Regions from separate parts of the Homo sapiens genome. Here region 1 is linked to region 2. A link is an interaction called in ENCODE POLR2A ChIA-PET data of the cell type or tissue named here. Cell type or tissue: Panc1. All regions are shown on one strand. Links, peaks and the distances in the headings refer to the core of each region. The heading gives the core; the rest is flanking DNA.

Region 1 (4,000 bases), core at 1-4,000, 1.2 Mb after region 2:
ATATTTTTCTTCACACTTCCTTCTTGCTGTCATCTCTGCAGTTCACACAGTTCCAAGAACATGGTAGGTGCTTAATAAGTATAAAAAAATCCATGTTCAGAGAATGTGGATTTATTTTAGCTTTAAATCTAAACTTGAGGTATGCAGTCAAAACTGAGATACTGAGATATTCTGAATATTAAACTAGAATAATAGTTCTGACTTCCGATGGCATTACAAGTTAAAGGAAAAGCAATGTATTCATGACACCCGTCTCCTCCAATTGCTCAGCTAATGAGGAGGTGGCCGTCAGGGAGGGCAGAGGGCAGAGGCTGACTGCTCTGACGCGTTAGAGCAGAAGGGGAAAGAGTGGGCTTGTCAGCCTGGTCTCCAGCTCTGGCCCTGGTCCTGGGCCAAAAGCCGGCCTGGGGAGCAAAGAATTAAACTGTCATGCTGCAAGACCCCGCCACTGTTATGGCTGAAGTCGCCAGCTGTAAACAATAGCTCAGACTCCACACAGGGCTTGTAGACTGCAGAGCCCACCCTCTTGGGCTCTAGCTTTCCTCTTCCCTTCCCTTAAAAAGAAAGAGCTAGCCAGGCGCGGTGGCTCATGCCTGTAATCCCAGCACTTTGGGAGGCCGAGGTGGGCAGATCAACTGAGGTCAGGAGTTCGAGATCAGCCTGACCAACATGGAGAAACCCCGTCTCTACTAAAAATACAAAATTAGCCCGGTGTGGTGGCACATGCCTGTGATTCCAGCTACTCGGGAGGCTGAGGCAGGAGAATTGCTTGAACCAGGGAGGCAGAGGTTGCGGTGAACCGAGATCGCGCCATTGCACTCTAGCCTGGGTAACAAGAGTGAAACTCCACCTCAAAAATAAATAAATAAATAAAATAAAAAGAAAGGGCTGGTGGGGTGGGCAGAGAAAAGGAGAAAGAAGAAAGTATCTGAAAAATAAGAACCTGTGTTACATGAGTGCTTTGAGCTTAGAAGTCCCTGGACATTCCAAGTAACTATAGGTTTTAGAAGCCGCTATCAAGCCAGGTGCGGTGGCTCACGCCTGTAATCCCAGCACTTTGGGAAGCCGAGGCGGGTGGATTGCCTGAGCTCAGGAGTTTGAGAGCAGCCTGGGCAACATGGTGAAACCCCGTCTCTACCAAAAATACAAAAAATTAGCCGAGTGTTGCGTGCGCCTGTAGTCCCAGATACTTGGGAGGCTGAGGTGGGAGGATCACTTGAGCCTGGGAGGCAGAGATTGCAGTGAGCTGAGATTGCACCACTACTCTCCAGCCTGGGTGAAAGACTGAGCTGAGAGTCCATTAAAAAAAAAAAAAAAAAAAAAAAGAAGCCACTACCTATTTGAGTTTTATTGCCTCAAATAAACATTGGGAATAGCTTGGCAGGATGGGCCACCACTGCCCTTCCTTGATCCAGAGCCCAGTCTCCTGGAAGGGATGTTTTAAAAGAGGAGCTCTCCTATGGGAATAGAAAGCAAAACCAAGATCCCCTCACACAAATGAGGAAGCTGCCTCCTTAAGGAGCAATGAACAAGTGCAGACTACAGGCAGGGTCAGTACAAACTGCCTAAGGACTCTGTGACATGATGGTATCACATATGGCTTTAACATAAAACACGGACAATAACCTGAGAAGTTAAGCTACTTGCCCAAGGCCACAGAGTAGGACCATGCTCCTCACAACTCCAGTATAGAGAAACTGGGCTCAGCGTTCATGAGTCCAAGTAGGCTGTTTTTTCAAAATGAGATATAATTCACATGCTATAAAATTTACCCTTTTAAAACATTTCATTCGCTGTTTTTAGTATATCAGAGTATGAAACCATAACCACTATTTAATTTCAGAACATTTTCATCACCCCAAAAAGAAAACGTTTGGTATGGTATGGGTATGGTAGCTCACACCTGTAATCCCAGCACTTTGGGAGGCCGAGGCAGGTGGATCACTTCAGGTCAGGAGTTGGTGACCAGGCTGGCCAACATGGCAAAACCCCATCTCTACTAAAAATACAAAAATTAGCATGGTGTGGCAGTGTACGCCTGTAGTCCCAGCTACTCTCCTGAGGCAGGAGAATTGCTTGAACCCAGGAGGCGGAAGTTGCAGTGAGCTGAGATGGCACCACTGCCCTCCAGCCTGAAAAAGACTCTGTCTCCAAAATAAAAAGGAGTTCAAGATCAGCCTGGCCAACATGGCGAAATCCCGTCTGTACTAAAAACACAAAAATTAGTCAGATATGGTGGCGCACACCTGTAATCCCAGCTACTCAGGAGATTGAGGCAGGAGAATCACTTGAACCCAGGAGGCGTAGGTTGCAGTGAGCCCAGATTGCACCACTGCACTCCAGTGTGGGTGACAGAGTGAGACTCCATCTCAAAAAAAAAAAAGAAAAAAAAAAAAAAGAATCTGTACCCATTGGAAGTCATCAGTCTCTCCCCATTATCCATTTCCCTCTGTTCTTAGAAAGCACTAAGCTATTTTCTGTCTCTACGAATTTGCCTTTCCTGGACATTTCACATAAATGGAATCCCACAAGATGTGGCTTTTTGTGTCTGGCTTCTTTTATGTGGCATAATGTTTTTAAGGTCCATCCATGTTGTAGCATGTATCAGTACTATACTTTTTGTGGGCGAATGATATTCCATTGCATGGATATACCACATTTTGTTTATCTATTCAATTATTGATGAATATTTGGATTGTTTCTACCTTTTGGCTATTACAAACAATGCTGCTAGTCATGTACAAGTTTTTGTGTGAACATACATTTTCATTTATCTTGGTATATATGAGTGGAACTGCTGGGTTGTGTGGTAATTGTAACTTTTTTTTTCTTCTTTTTTTTTATTTTCTGAGACGGAGTTTTGCTTCTGTCACCCAGGCTGGAGTGCAATGGCATGATCTTGGCTCACTGCAACCTCTGCATCCCGGGTTCAAGCAATTCTCCTGCCTCAGCCACCTGAGTATCTGGGATTACAGGCACGTGCCACCACACCTGGCTAATTTTTGTATTTTAAGTAGGGACAGGGTTTCGCAATGTTGGCCAGGCTGGTTTCAAACTCCTGACCTCAGGTGATCCGCCCGCCTCGGCCTCCCAAAGTGCTGGGATTACAGGCGTGAGCCACCACACTTGGCCTACTTTTTTGTTTGTTTTCTTTTTGAGATAAGGTCTCACTTTGTTGCCCAGGCTGGAGTGCAGTGGTGTAATCTTGGCTCAGTAGCATGATCTTGGCTCACTGCAACCTCTGCATCCCAGGTTCAAGCAATTCTCCTGCCTCAGCCACCTGAGTATCTGGGATTACAGGCACGTGCCACCACACCTGGCTAATTTTTGTATTTTAAGTAGGGACAGGGTTTCGCAATGTTGGCCAGGCTGGTTTCAAACTCCTGACCTCAGGTGATCCGCCCGCCTCGGCCTCCCAAAGTGCTGGGATTACAGGCGTGAGCCACCACACTTGGCCTACTTTTTTGTTTGTTTTCTTTTTGAGATAAGGTCTCACTTTGTTGCCCAGGCTGGAGTGCAGTGGTGTAGTCTTGGCTCAGTAGCATGATCTTGGCTCACTGCAACCTCTGCCTCCTGGGTTCAAGTAATTCTCCTGCCTCAGCCTCCAGAGTAGCTGGAATTACAGGCGCCCGCCACCATACCTAGATAATTTTTATATTTTTAGTAGAGATTTCACCATGTTGGCCAGGCTAGTCTCGACATCCGACCTCAGGTGATCGCCTGCCTCAGCCTCCCAAAATGCTGAGATTACAGCATGTGCCACCGCACCCAGCCTATGTTTGATTTTTTGAGGAACCACCATGCTTGTTTTCCACAGTGACTTCACCATTTTACGTTCCTACCAGTGGTGTATGAAGGCTCCAATTTCTCCACATCCTCACCAACACTTATTATCTGTCTGTTTGGTTATAGTCCTAAGAAAGTGGTATCTCAGGGGCCAGGTGCAGTGGCTCATGCCTGTAATTCCAGGAGTTTGGGAGGCCAAGGTGGACAGATCACT
Region 2 (6,908 bases), core at 2,567-6,566:
AGAGTGTATAGGCATCTCAGGACACCTTAGTAAAGATAGAGAGTACAACCATTCTAAATTAGAACTTCATTTTATTTTGGAATCTGTCTGCCAGCCTCTCTAAAGTCATGTTTAACCTAATATGGTTTTCAGTTTCTCTAACAGGGCATCAGTGCGCAAATGCTGTAACAAAATAACAAAATTTAGCAACAACTTTAGCTTTGTATCACGTAAGATAAACTCCAGGGTAAGTTACATGTATCTTTACATTTTTTTTTTTTAAGACCGGATCACTCTATGTTGCCCAGGCTGGCCTTGAACTCCTGGGCTCAAGTGATTCACCCACCTCAACCTCCCTAGTAGCTGAGACTACAAGTGTGCACCACCATGTCTGAGTTGACCTTACCATTTTTCATGGCTCTTATTACAACCCAGGTTCTCTTAACAAATTGAGGTGAAGACGTGTTGTCCACCAAATTGCATCTTTATGCAATTTTATGCAATCCTTACCAAGTTTTCATTTATGAAATTGGTAAATTTGAGAACTCTCACAAAACAAAATCCCCACAACCCTATAATTTGTATGCAGTGAATAATTCCTCTGTATGTACATCGGTAACATGTCCTGATCATATCTTAGAACTGTAGCTTTTATCTATCATGATCAGATACCTGTCATTGATAAGTTTGATTTTAAGTAGTCTCTTAACTTGGACAGTTCCTGAAAATTTTCTTCTTCCTAATGGTGAGGTTCTTAGTACTTGGTGCAAGCTGTTTTTTTCCAAGTATGCCCAAAACACTGAGAATGCACTTGTTTAAAATTCGGAGGATTCTTATATTTCATAGCACACCCTTAAGTCTCTTCTTTTTGCATATGGAGAAACACTGACCCTGCAAGATTTAAGTGACTTGTTCAAGGCCGTACTCAACAGAGTCCAGAGGAAGTGAAATTCCTTCCTGATTTGCTCCAGCCACTGTGTTTCATGACTAGGCAGCATAGTAACGGTGCCTATTATTACCCAGATGACTAAAATTATTGGGAAATAACAAATCCGGCCAGGCGCGGTGGCTCATGCCTATAATCCCAGCACTTTGGGAGGCCAAGGCAGGTGGATCATGAGGTCAAGAGATCAAGACCATCCTGGCCAACATGGTGAAACCCTGTCTCTACTAAAAATACATAAATTAGCTGGGTGTGGTGGCACACGCCTGTAGTCCCAGCTACTTGGGAGGCTGAGGCAGGAGAATCACTTGAACCCGGGAGGCGGAGGTTGCAGTGAGCCGAGATCGCGCCACTGCACTCCAGCCTCGTGACAGAGCAAGACTCCGTCTCAAAAAAAAAAAAAAAAAAATTCACCCAGAGGACTTGATGTGATGTATTTCTGTTGTTTTCATAAATTTCAGATGGTAAGACATTGATTATTTTTGAAGGGGTGGCCTGCCCCTCCACAACCTGTGGGTGTTTCTCGTCATGTGGGACGAGAGACTGAGAAAAGAAATAAGACACAGAGACAAAGTATAGAGAAAGAAAAGTGGGCCCAGGGGACCTGCACCCTGTCTCTGAGTTCCCTCAGTATTTATTGATCATTATCTCTACCATCTTGGAGAGGGGGTTGTGGCAGGACAATAGTGTAATAGTGGGGAGAGGGTCAGCAGGAAACCTGTGAACAAAGGTCTCTGTGTCATAAATAAGTTTAAGGAAAGGTACTGTGCCTTGATGTGCACGGATACAAACTTCTGGGTGCATTAAAGAGCAGTATTGCCGCTAGCACCTCACCTCCAGCCCTAAGGCAGTTTTCTCCTATCTTAGTAAATAGAACATACAATTGGGTTTTACACCAAGACATTCTATTGCCCAGGGATGAGCAGGAGACAGATGCCTTCCTCTTATCTCAACTGCAAAGAGGCCTTCCTCTTTTACTAATCCTCCTCAGCACAGACCCTTTACAGGTGTTGGGCTGGGGGATGATCAGGTCTTTCCCTTCCCAGGAGGCCATATCTCAGGCTATTGCATGGGGAGAAACCTTGGACAATACCTGGCTTTCCTAGGCAGAGGCCCCTGCTGGAGGGCCTTCCGCAGTGTATTGTGTCCCTGGGTACTTGAGGTTAGAGAATGGTGATGACTTTTAACAAGCATACTGCCTTCAAGCACTTTTTTAACAAAGCACATCCTGCATAGCCCTAAATCCATTAAACCTTGAGTCAACACAGCACAGGTCTCTGCTGTGAGCACAGGGTTGGGACAAGGGTTACAGATTAACAACATCTCAAGGCAGAAGAATTTTTCTTAGTACAGAACAAAATGGAGTCTCTTATGTCTACTTCTTTCTACATAGACACAGTAGCAGTCTGATCTCTCTTTTCCCCACAATTTTTTGCAAAAGCAAGGTTAAAAAACTTGGGAGCCCTAATAATCTCTGAGTTTCTTCTTAAGGGGTAAGACCTTGGTGGAGTTTAATAACACCTGATGCTTGATAATAACACCTGATGCTTGATAATAACACCTGATGCTTGATATTGATGTACCCACAGTGGAAGTTTCATTTTCTGATAACTGATAACAGAAATAATTTAAAAATAAGCATATATTTATACATATGTATATATACAGGAGATCCCTACTGAACTGGGTGTGCACCTATAGTCCCAGCTATTTGGGAGGTTGAGGCCACAGTGAACTGTGATCACCACTCTCCAGTTTGGGCAACAGAATAAGACCCTATTTCAAAAAACAAATAACAAAAAAACCTTTTTATTTTCTTAATAGAGTCTATCATGGAATGTACATTTTAAATTTTGATAAAATCCAAATTATCCATTTTTTATTTTGTAGTTTGAGTTTTTTGTATCCTATCTAAGAAATCTTTGCCTAATCCAAGATCGCAAAGATTTCTATCTGTGATTCTTTTTTTTTTTTAGACAAGGTCTCTATCTGTCACCTATGCTGGAGTGCTGTGGCGGGGTCATGGCTCACTGCAACTTCTGCCTCCTGGGCTTAAGCCATCTTCCCGTCTCAGCCTCCTGAGTAGCTGAGACTACAGGAGCATGCCACCACACCTGGCTAATTGTATTTTTTGTAGAGATGGGGTTTCGCCATGTTGCCCAGGCTGTTCTCAAATTCCTGGCCTCAAGCAATTTTTGCACCTTGGCCTCCCAAAGGGCTGGGATTACAGGCATGAGCCACCATGCCCCGCTCTGCAATCCATTTTGAGTTCATTTTTGTTTATCATTTGAGAGAAGGATCTAGAGTAATTATTATTAATTTTTTTTGAGACGGAGTCTCGCTCTGTCGCCCAGGCTGGAGTGCAGTGGTGCAATCTCAGCTCACTGCAAGCTTGGCCTCCCGGGTTCACGCCATTCTCTTGCCTCAGCCTCCCAAGTAGCTGGGACTACAGACACCTGCCATCACGCCCGGCTAATTTTTTGTATTTTTAGTAGAGATGGGGTTTCACCGTGTTAGCCAGGATGGTCTTGTTCTCCCGACCTTGTGGTCCGCTCGCCTCAGCCTCCCAAAGTGCTGGGATTACAGGCGTGATAGAGTAATTCTTTTACATATAGATACTTAATTGTTGTAGCACCATTTGATTAAAAACAAACAAACAAACAAAACTATCCTTGCTTTTCTTTTTTTGAGACAGAGTATTGCTCTGTCACCCAGACTGGAGGGCAGTGGCACAATCTCAGCTCACTGCAACCTCTGTCTCCTGGGCTTAAATGATTTTTAGTAGAGACAGGATTTCGCTGTGTTGTCCAGGCTGGTCTCGAACTCCTGGCCTCAAGCAGTCCACCTGCTTCAGCCTCCCAAAGTACATGAGCCACCGTGCCCGGCCTATCCTTGTCTGTTGACCACCTATATATATATGTGTGTGTATATTAGTCTATTTCTGGATTTTCTGCCCTGAATTTCTATATATCCTTATGGGAAAAATACACTGTCTTGTTATAGTTTTATAATAAGTCTTGAAATCAGTGTCAGTCCTCTAGCTTTATTTTTCTTTTTCAAAATAGTTTTGGCTTTTCGAGGTCTTTTGTGTTTCCCTATACATTTTAGAATTAGTTTGTCAGTTTCAACAAAAAAGCCTTCTGATTGGGATTTCATTTAACCAATAGATTGATTTGGGGAAAATTGACATCTTAATAATATACCCATAGAGGGGAATAAGAGACACTGGGGTCTACTGGAGAGTGGGAGGAGGGAGAGGATCAAGAAAAATAATGAGTACTAGACTTAATAACCGGGTGACAAAATAATCTCTACAACAAGCCCCCGTGACACGAGATTACCTGTATAACAAACCTGCACATGTACACCTGAACTTAAAAGTTAAAAAAAATTTTTTTAATTGAAAAGATATATTGGGCTTTGATTTTGGATATTTACTATATTTTAGCAATATCAACAAAGCCAGATTTATTTATTCTGTATTCTTATTCATATTCTTTGGAAATGCTGAGAATGTTGTGAGGAAGAATTCTGAGTTTTCCCAACTTCCCCTTGTGACCAAATAAAGTTTTTTACCAGGCAGGATATGACCAGCTCTTCGATTTGGTTCCTTTTTTTTTTTTCTTTTTTTTGGTGCGCAAAAGAAAAAGGAAAGAAAATAACTTTTCACCAATGTAAGAAGATCTTTTAAACCTGGGCAAACCAGTGACATTACTTATCTAATTTTAAGGCCAGATCTTATCACTATCACATAAAATTAATATATTCATCTTCTAGGCCAGTACTTCTCAAACTGTGGTGTTTGGAGCCATCAGCATCAACTGGAGACTTGTTAGAAATACAGATTCTGGGCCGGCTGCTGTGGCTCACACCTGTAATCCCAGCATTTTGGGAGGCTGAGGCAGGCGGATCACTTACTTAAGCTCAGGAGTTCGAGACCAGCCTGGGCAACATGGCGAAACTTGTCTTTAAAAAAATAGAAAAAATAACCAGACATGGTGGCATGTGCCTGTAGTCCTGGCTACTTGGGAGGCTAAGGTGGGAAGATGATTTGAGCCTGAGAGGTTGAGGCTGGGGTGAGCCATGATTGTGCAACTGTACTCCTGTTGGTGACAGAGTAAGACCCTATCTCAAAAAAAAATAGAAAAATAAAAAATGCAGATTCTTTGGCCCTGCTCCAGAGCTGCTAAATCAGAAACCCTGAGAGGTGGGCTCAGCAATCTGTTTTCACAAGTCCTCCCTCTGACTCCATGATAGGCTAAAGTTTGAGAATTGCTATCAGAGACTTTTTTTTTTTTTTTTTTTTGAGACAATCTTCCTCTGTCGCCCAGGCTGGAGTGCAATGGTGTGATCTTCGCTCACTGCAACCTCTACCTCCCAGGTTCAAGCAATCCTTTCGCCTCAGCCTCCCAAGGAGCTGGGATTACAGGCATGCACCACCACGCCCTGCTAATTTTTGTATTTTTAGTAGAGACAAGGTTTCACCATGTTGGCCACGTGGGTCTCCAACTCCTGACCTCAGGTGGTCCACCTGCCTTGATCTCCCAAAGTGCTGGGATTACAGGTGTGAGCCTTGCCTTATCATAGGCTTTTAAGAGTAAGAATTCCCCTTTGTTCCTTGGTTTAGAACCTTCTTTCTGAATGATCAGTCTCAAGCTTTATCAAAAGAGAAGTATGGACACAAATTTTGAGGCCGTTGCAGCAGTCGATACAGAAGTAAAATCTACAGGACTTGGATAACAGAGCAGGGGAAAGAGAGAAATCAGAGATGACTCTTTTTCAAAGTTTTTGATTCACTGGATCAGCATTCTAGAAAATTCTTGTGTCACACATCTTTTGATCTGTCCATTGACCACTGCAGAGCTATCATATTCTGTCACAGTATCCTGTACAAGATAGTGGTTTTAGCATTGTTTAAACAGCACCATCGGCACCCTAAAGGACTTGATGGTATTTTAATTTTTTACAACTTTTTATTTTTATTTTTTTGAGACAGAGTCTTGCTCTGTTACCCAGGCTTGAGTGCAGTGACATGATCATAGCTCACTGCAGGTTCAAGCGATCCTCCAGCCTCAACCTCCTGAGTAGCTGGGACTACAGGCATGCACCACCATGCCCGGTTAGTTTTTACATTTTTCTGTAGAGACAAGATCTCACTATGGTGCCCAGGCTGGTCTCCAACCCCTGGCCTCAAATGATCTCTCGCCTCGGCCTCCCAAAGTGCTAGCATTACAGGTGTGAACCACTGTGCCTAGCCTTGATGCTATTTTAATTTGGGGAGATTCATTTGTGGCAGTGTTAGTGGTAGTGCAAAAGTAAACTGCTAATGGGAGCAAAAGAGAAGATCTTAAATCTGGTGTCTTCTTTTTTTTTTTTTTCTTTTAGGGTAGACAGGAGGCAGAAAGACTAGAAAATAAACCCTCAGCTTATGGGACAGATGATCATCTGTAACTTAAGTTTTCCTAGGTTTCAGTTTACTGTAATTATTTTCCTTTGACCAGTCTTAGTAAAAACCAGATGTTTTGAGTATTAATAAATGATCTCTGCTTTTAGGATTCAAGGGTAAAAAATGAATATGAAGTAACATTCTGTTGCTGTTTGAAAATGCCAGAACAAACATTTTAATAGACGCAATAACTGAAATTATTGTCTGGTACCAGAACCACTGTTTTCTTATTTTAGTAGAAATTCAGATCCAGGGAAGCAAATCTCTTACAGTGAGTTTCTGTTACAGCTAGTCCTCCTCGCTTTGTGACAGTAGAAGAACTTCTAGAGACAGCGAGAGGTGTCACCAACATGGCTCTAGCCCATGAAATTGTAGTAAATGGAGACTTTCAGATTAAACCAGTTGAATTACCAGAAAACAGGTAAGGTGGTTGCTAAATTATCTTGCTTAGTAGAACACTGTCATTTCCCAGTTTTGAAAATGTTTCCTTCAGTTGATACCAATATATTCAAACGTATTTTTCCTTTTGTACATTATTGC

The links. Peaks named below come from ENCODE experiments on the same cell type or tissue, not always from the same donor. Only the 100,000 strongest peaks of a DNase experiment are listed, where the experiment ranks them.
Region 1: POLR2A ChIA-PET joins it to region 2 with 7 read pairs; 2 of 35 experiments call an interaction of 5 or more read pairs at or near these places.

What each region holds. Positions count from the first base shown.
Region 1 is chr11:34,224,903-34,228,902 of GRCh38, forward strand. All of the region lies in intron 1 of ABTB2 (ankyrin repeat and BTB domain containing 2), which reads right to left. Among named protein-coding and RNA genes, the nearest start is that of NAT10, 120 kb to the left of the region's middle. In Panc1, for the core only: no CTCF peak of the experiment used is centred there; no DNase peak of the experiment used is centred there; H3K27ac peaks cover 381 bases.
Region 2 is chr11:33,047,937-33,054,844 of GRCh38, forward strand. It overlaps TCP11L1 (t-complex 11 like 1), which reads left to right. Exons shown (of 10, transcript NM_018393.4): 3 at 6,657-6,789. Among named protein-coding and RNA genes, the nearest start is that of TCP11L1, 12 kb to the left of the region's middle. RefSeq lists an enhancer at 1,925-2,425. In Panc1, for the core only: no CTCF peak of the experiment used is centred there; no DNase peak of the experiment used is centred there.